Linked DNA regions of Homo sapiens: region 2 is linked to region 1. A link is a contact called in ENCODE Hi-C or POLR2A ChIA-PET data. All regions are on one chromosome and are shown on one strand. Each heading gives the region's core, a stretch centred on a gene start or an enhancer-like site at or near the end of the contact. The rest is flanking DNA. Distances are from core to core; before and after follow the strand shown.

What was found. A loop is a pair of places that touch in the nucleus more often than their neighbours do. ChIA-PET counts read pairs that join two places held with the same protein, here RNA polymerase II (POLR2A). Pooled maps may share reads with other maps.
Region 2: a loop to region 1 is called in a map of dorsolateral prefrontal cortex, with 7 times the contacts of the local background. The contact joins the promoter of ATP6V0A1 here to the enhancer-like site in region 1. A Hi-C loop is called at or near these places in 9 of 168 maps with a recorded cell type or tissue (B cell, CD4-positive, alpha-beta memory T cell, Right ventricle myocardium inferior and 6 more) and 16 of 50 pooled maps. POLR2A ChIA-PET finds 5 or more read pairs at or near these places in 9 of 52 experiments (CD4-positive, alpha-beta T cell, GM12878, HCT116 and 6 more).

What each region holds. Positions count from the first base shown.
Region 1 is chr17:42,406,087-42,409,995 of GRCh38, forward strand. All of the region lies in intron 1 of CAVIN1 (caveolae associated protein 1), which reads right to left. Among named protein-coding and RNA genes, the nearest start is that of CAVIN1, 15 kb to the right of the region's middle. RefSeq lists an enhancer at 225-274. Within about 2 kb of position 1,590, at least 26 of the 41 ENCODE cell types and tissues checked have a DNase peak (open chromatin) inside an H3K27ac peak, as active enhancers do; they include HCT116, dorsolateral prefrontal cortex, endothelial cell of umbilical vein and 4 more, where a contact is called at or near this core.
Region 2 is chr17:42,457,182-42,461,003 of GRCh38, forward strand. ATP6V0A1 (ATPase H+ transporting V0 subunit a1) reads left to right here and starts at 1,697. Exons shown (of 22, transcript NM_001130021.3): 1 at 1,697-1,782; 2 at 3,667-3,822. The coding sequence starts at 3,714. RefSeq lists an enhancer at 1,317-1,406 and a silencer at 1,557-1,766.

The DNA of each region.
Region 1 (3,909 bases), core at 340-2,839:
TAATAATTGCACTTGGGCTAAAATCTCTGTGGTCGTCCAACCCTGTCCTGATCCCTTTCCACCCGTAGATGATATTAAACCACTACGGCCCTCGGGAGACACAGCTCCACTTTGGAAATGGGCGGAGCGCCCTCTGGTGCCGCAAATCGCACACTGCCCGAGCCAGGCCGAAAAGCAAGTGGTGGGAGTGTCTAAGTTGAAAGCGGGTAGGGGTTTGAGCCCACAGCTGCACCTACCCACCCAAGCAGGTAAAGTAAAGGAAGTGCATTTCCTAGACTCAAGCTATTTCTTTTTTTTTTTTTTTTTGAGATGGAGTCTCGCTTTGTCGCCCAGGCTGCAGTGCAGTGACACGATCTCTGCTGACTGCAACCTCTGCCTCCCAGGTTCAAGCAATTCTCCTGCCTCAGCCTCCTGAGTAGCTGGGACTGCAGGCATGCGCCACCACACCTGGCTAATTTTTTTGTATTTTTAGTAGACTCGGGGTTTCACCATGTTGGTCAGATTGGTCTCGAACCCCTGACCTCAAATGATCCACCCGCCTTGGCCTCCCAAAGTGCTGGGATTACAGGCATAAGCCACTGCTCCTGGCCTCAAGCTATTTCAGAACCAGCCTTAGAGATGGAGAACTGTGGTCCACCCTCCCCCACCTCCACCTTCTTTGACTCCTTCATACTGTTTGGCTCCACCAGTGGTCATTCTCCCCCTCCCCCACATTTAGAAATTGATATTGGAAAGAGGAAGAAGCTGGCTGGGAGCCACGGACATGTTTTCTCCCCAGTCTGGACATTTCTTCTGGTTGTGACTTCCCTACTTTGGGATAGAAGAGAGATTACTTTTCAATTCTTGCTTTCCCTACCCCCTGCCCCCAGCACAAAGCCTGAGCTCAGGGGTCTAGGAGTAGGATGGGTGGTCTCAGATTCCCCATGACCCTGGAGCTCAGAACCAGTTCTTTGCTTTTCTGTCTTCTCCTTGGAGGACTTAGCACCAGAACTGCTTTCCATTCCGGGAAGATTTTCCAAGATCTTGACTCTGGCCAACATTTCAGAATCTCTGGATCACTCCCTCCCCCACCTCCACCCTCATCAGAGAGCAGGGGAGGCTGAGCACAGAAAGGGAAAGGGCAGACCAAGATCATCAATAGGATCTCTTTGGCCCAGACTCCCTTTAGTGACTTCAAATGAAGGAACGAGAGATAGTCGCTTTTCTAAAGGGTTTTCTGAAGACCATTTCCCAGAATTATAAGAAAAATCCTGTCCCCTAAGAAATTAAGGCAACATAAACTGAGTCCTCTCACTGACACCACACACACACACCCCTATACATAGGCTGCTCGGTATCTCTGCACCACCTGCTACAGAAATTCCTTCCCCAGCCCCCAACCTCTTTCCTCTTCCCTCCCATCAACATCCCCCCAGAGTTTCCTGGTTTACACTGAAAACTAGGAACACCCTCTCCCAACTTCCTTCCCTTCTTGTCAATAGCATTAGCAGGGACAAAGAGGGAATGCTGGCTCCACCTCTTCTCTCATCTGGGCATCAGCTCTGCTGGGCACCAAGCCACCTCCAGCTCTCTGTTACCCAACTACACCTCCCAGCAGGCAAGGTGACCTGGGCACAGGGCATGCTGGGACTTGTAGTCTCTACCTGCCATAGACGGCTTAGTGCAGATCATGGGCAATCCTAGGGCATTTTGTTTATCCCTCTGCCTCTTATCATTCACTGAGGCATTGAAGGGTGTTTTCCTTGTTCTGAGTGTAGGAGAGTCTCAACTTCTCTTTGCATTCCCTCTGATTTCCAGTCATTCACTTTGGGGCTCCTACAATCACCCTTACCCTGCCTGCTACTGGAGTGCATATCATTTAAGACTTATACATCATTGTAGGATCTAAACCCTCTTCATCCATCTCCACCCAGAATTTACCTGCAGCCCCAGTATATATATATATTAAAAAAAATTCAGCTCTGATCTTTCCTTCATAACCTCCCAGACTTAAAAACCCACCCACGCCCCACCAAAGGGTGGAGAGAGCCCCTCCTTTCACTAAACTCAGACAATGTGAATAGGCTAGGGAGGGATTAAGGGTGACAGGCAGGGAATAGTCAGGAAACAGCCCCAGCTGCTGGAAAACAAATCCACTTTGTCTCTCTGCCCTACCCCCAGCATCCCCCGCTTCTCCCCTACCCCTGCTGCCTGCTCCACCCCACCCCTAAAGGCTGAGCTGGCTGGTTTTCCTGGCCTGTGGCTTCCTAGATAAAGGTCTTTGCCAGCTGAACTTGGAAGTGAATGGGACTGGGGAGAGAGCTGCAGACTTCTTATAGCCAATGCCATCTTCCTAGTGCCTCATGAAAGGTCTCAAACTACAACATAAGGAAGCAATCCTAGTGAGAGGAGGTTTTTGTTTTTTAGTTTTTTTGTTTTTTTTGAGATGGAGTTTTGCTCTTGCTCCCCAGGCTGGAGTGCAATGACACGATCTCGGCTCACCGCAACATCCGCCTCCTAGGTTCAAGCAATTCTCCTGCCTGGGCCTCCCAAATAGCTGAGATTACAGGCATGTGCCACCACACCTGGCTAATTTTGTATTTTTAGTAGAGACGGGGTTTCTCCATGTTGATCAGGCTGGTCTTGAACTCCCAACCTCATGTGATTCGCCCTCCTCAGCCTCCCAAAGTGCTGGGATTACAAGCCTAAGCCACCGTGCCCGGCCTTTTTTTTTTTTTTTTTTGAGACATGGTCTCACTCTGTCACCTAGGTTGGAGTGCAGTGGCGCGATCTCGGCTCACTGCAACCTCTGCCTCCTGGGTTCAAGCAGTTCTCCTGCCTCAGCCTCCCAAGTAGCTGGGATTACAGGCATGCACCACCACACCTGGCTAGTTTTTGTATTTTTTGGTAGAGACAGGGTTTCACCATGTTGGCCAGGCTGTTCTCAAACTCCTGACCTCAAGGGATCCTCCCACCTCGGCCTCCCAAAGTGCTGGGATTACAGGCACGAGCCACCGCATCTGGCCATTTTTGTGTTTTTGTTTGTTTGTTTTGAGATGGGGTCTTGTTCTGTCAACCAGGCTGAAGTGCAGTGGCATGATTACAGGTCACTACAGCCTCAACCTCCTGGGCTCTAGTGATCCTCCCACCTCAGCCTCCCAAGTAGCTGGAACTACAGGCGCACGCCACCATGCCCAGCTAATTTTTGTAGTTTTTGTACAGGCAGAGTCTCACTATGTTGCCCAGGCTGGTCTCAAACTCCTGGGCTCAAGTGATCCCCTTGCCTCGGCCTCCCAAAGTGCTGAGATTTCTCGCATGAGCCACTGTGCCTGGCCAAGGGGAGGTTTATTCCTGGATTTAGAAATCTCTCCAGACCAGTAAGGGATCTGGGGGCTCTAACCCCATTCATCGTAGGCTTCCCCTGGAGTGACGGCTTACACCATAGGAGCTGCCTTCTTGGTGGAAGGTCAGGGGACAGGAGACGAAACAACTTGAGCTGAATCCTGGGATGATGTCCAATAGGCTGGCTCTGGAGAGGGTATTTCACCATTAGCTTTTCCTCTCCACTCCAGGCCAGGTTTCCCCCATGACTCACAGCCTTGGAGTGCTGTCTTGGTCCCACCCATCTGCTTGCTGGTACAACCACCACAAACACAATCCAAAATCATCTCCCTCCACCCTGGGCACACAGGCCAGGCACCCTTGTCCCACCCCTACTTCTCTGGCAGAGCTCCTAAGCCAAAGGAAGGACCTCAGGGGATGGCAAGGAGGGACGGCTCTGCTTGTTCTGTTTCTCGTTTTTATTAAACAAAACCACCACTCCCAATAGGCTTGGTTTCCAGAGTTACCTTTAATGACCAGCTCTGAACAAAAGCATTACAGTTCCCCCTGCCCTTTGCCAAGCACACATAGCTCCTCAATCCTCGATGG
Region 2 (3,822 bases), core at 447-2,946, 51 kb after region 1:
ACAATAAATTCAAATAAAACGTCCATTTTTGTCCCCTTATTTTGTTTAGGCTGGTAAAGCAGGTTTGATGATGTTTTTGTCAGGTTGACAAAATTATCAGCAACAAGTTTTTATCTGGAATATCTCCCTCATTACACTTGAATTTCAACAGGGTTCCACCACCCAGGAAGACAGAATAACCGGTTTTCTGAGTTTTTCCTGATACAATTCTGGTTATCACAAACGACTTGAGATCCCTACTCTTCTTTAAAAGGGCAAGAAAAGGGAATCAATATCAATATTTGATAATGGCATTTAAAAAATAATAGACATCACTTTTGCGTTTAAAAAATGTTTTTCAATATTTAATTTACAAGTTGAGTACAAGCCATAAAAAATGTTTTTAAAATAAATTTGAGGAATTGAAAACTCCTAAGTGGTCAATTGAGCCCACATGAATCTACCAAACAAGACTGAAATGTACTTTCACAACATATGGTCTGATGAGGTTTTTCCTGTTAAACAGAGAAAAATAGACCCGGGGAAGTTGCTGGAAGGCATGAACCATGTACCATTTAAAGAGAGGTTTTCCATACTTATGCAAATGAGACCCCGTTAAAGACTCTACTACAGGATCTAAAGCTAGCCGCTCCCCAGTCTGGGGCTCAAATGTTCTCATCTGTAAAATAAGGGAAAAGAGAAAGGGTGGTATATGTGTCTGCGTATTAATTATTTGAGTGTGTGTGTGAATTCTTTGGATATGAAAATAAAGAGAGAAGACATTAATTATTTGGGTGCGTATGTGTGAATTAATTCTTTGGATATGAAAATAAAGAGAGGGCCGGGCGCGGTGGCTCACACCTGTAATCCCAGCACTTTGGGAGGCCGAGGCGGGTGGAGGCCAGGACCAGTCTGGGCAACATGGCGAAACCCCATCTCTACAAAAAATACAAAAATAGCCGGGTGGCGTGGTGCGTGCCTGTAATCTCAGCTACTAGGGAGGCTGAGGCAGGAGAATCCCCTGAACCCGGGAGGCGGAGGCTGCAGTGAGCCGAGAACGCGCCACTGCATTCCCGCCTGGGAAACAGACCATCTAAAAAAAAAAAAAAAAAAAAAAAAAAAAGGCCGGGCGTGGTGGCTCACGCTTGTAATCCCAACACTTTGGGAGGCCGAGGCGGGTGGATCACGAGGTCAGAATTCGAGACTCAGCCTGGCCAACATAGTGAAACCCCGTCTCTACTTAAAAAAAAAAAAAATACAAAAATTAGCCGGGCATGGTGGTGCGTGCCTGTAGTCCCAGCTACTTGGGAGGCTGAGGCAGGAGAATCGCTTGAACCCGGGAGGTGGAGGTTGCAGTGGGCCGAGATCACGCCACTGCACTCCTGCTTGAGCAACAGAATGAGACTTCAAAAAAAAAAAAAGAAAGAGAAAAGACAACCTACCCCAGTATAAGGGGTAAGAAAAAGGATTCAGGGAGGCTCAGGAACTTAAGGCCTCGAGCACCTGCACCTCCAGCCCCACCCGCTAACCCTCCCCAGCGTGGAGATACAGCACAGGGGCCAACATGGCGTCAGCACGCTGGGTCTCGCCTGCGACCCCCGTGACTCCGCACTGCTGCAGCCCGGGCGAGGCTGCGCCCCATTGGCCAACTGCAATGAGGTCATTGCGGGGGCGGGGGCCGGCGGCGGCGCAGGGGCGGGGCTTTACGGACGCAAGCACGTCGAAGCGCTGCTCCTGGAGCCGCGGAGGGTGCGGGTTTGGCTGCGGTGGTTTCTGTGGCGGTTGCTGTGGCGGAGTTTGGAGGTGAGTGGGGGCTGTAGGTTTAGCGCAACAGGGAGCGGCCCTCGATGGACGTAGGAAATCCTTCTAAGAGCCCCCTTGATTGTCAGAGGAATTAGCGGGGATCTGACGTCTTCGAGATAAAATGGGGGTTCGCCCCCTCCTTGGGCACCCCTCCTCTGCCCTGAGGAACCGGAGGCTCACTGCCCTTTGGAAGCCCCGCATCTCTTCCCTGCTTTAAGGGGTAGGCGGAGGAACCGGAGGTTATTGGATAGGCAGAAGAATTTAGGGGGCTTCTTAAAGGGTTTCTCAGTTTGGGGGTTTTCCTCTCCTTTTTTCCCATCTCAAGGTAGATGAGCCTGAGTCCAGAGAATTCCTGCTCATTGGGTAGACAGGAAATGAAGCAGGTGAATACCGTGGGAGGAGGCGAGGACCGGATGACAGGAGTGAGATTCTTCTAGGCAGGGCGCGGGGGCGCTGTAGTTGGACTCATCTTTTGCAGAATTGCTGTTTCTTCATATTTTGTTTTGTGATCGTCCAGAACTACTTTGGCCTAATTAGTTTTCTGTTAGCCTCCATTGCTATAGAGATATTCTTGGGAGACCTATAATCATTAAAGAGCAGGAGGACGGAGGCGACTCGTTGGAGGCTTATCATTATCCACAGCTCCTGAACTATGCTGACCAGGCCTAATTTTATGTGTTTAGAGGTTGTAGAATCTCTCTTTGTTTAAGGGTGGTGCCGGTAACAGCTGATTTGGATGATTCAGATGTACAGAATCTTAAAGTCAGCCTGCATATTCTCTTGAGAAGTCCTTGCTTATGTCTGAGCTTGTGTTACTGTCTTGAACATCACATGCACAAAGGTTTGTTCGTTCAGATTTCTCAAAATGTCTCCCAGCCTTCCAGAAGAGTAAATCTTCCTTTGATGTCAGACTCATCTATCAGTACTCAGTATAGATGCCCTTATGACACTAAAAATACTGTGCATTTTTCTGAGTTTGGATACTGGACAGGCTGTGCCTTACATTAGCTGATCGAGAATAAATAATTGCAGTTTCAGGACCACTGATAGCGCCAGTTGTCTCATACCCGGCAACAGTAAGACAGCACTAAAACGAAACCTTTATTGGCTCATGAGATTTGACAGATGGAAGAATGTAATTAATCTTGAAGGTAGGGTTGAGAAACAGAAAGCTGCAGAGGTGGAAGGCTTATTCTCTGTGGCTTGATAAAACTGCTTTGTCATTATCAGTGTGTTCCTGTCATGCTTGATTTGAAATTGAGCTTAATATGCAAACTGGTTGCTTTTTCCAGATGACGGTTATTTGTTTGAATTCCTAAGTGGGGAAATATTGTTTTCTGAGGAATCTGGAAGATTAAACCCTTTAGTGTAGCCATAGCTTTAGGATAGTGCCAGAACTTTGGGCTTTTAGAAATGCGCATTGTCAGTAGAAGGGAGAAGGATAGTTACAAGGCAGACATCTTTATGAGAGGGTATTGAAGGCCTCTTCTGTTTGTTTCCTGCACTAGCAAAAACAGATTGAGCAGTGTGAAACTCACTGCCTCAATATTGTGTCCTGGGTATTTAAAGAGTTGTTTGAGGTTCCCAGTTCCTGTCTTTAATCTGGATACATTCTTATCAGTTGAGTTGCCCAAAATAATTGTCATTTGATCCTGATGTTGACTGGAATGGAAGTGACTTTTCATCTGACACTCTGTGGGACAGAATTCAGGAACTGCCTTTGCAATTTCTCCTTTCCATCTTTCTAGACAGGGTGTCAAAAACAGTTGTTGACCTGTCCTCATGGGGTGTTAGAAATGTAAATGCAAGAGCCGTAGTGGGGTGTCATTTGCTCTTAGCCCTCGTGGTAATTTCCAAAGTTATGTCATTTTCTCTTTGCTTCAGGTTGGAGAGAAATCCAGGTACTCACTAGACTGGTACCTTCTGCCACCATGGGGGAGCTTTTCCGGAGTGAAGAAATGACACTGGCCCAGCTTTTTCTACAGTCAGAGGCTGCTTATTGTTGTGTCAGTGAATTAGGAGAACTTGGAAAGGTTCAGT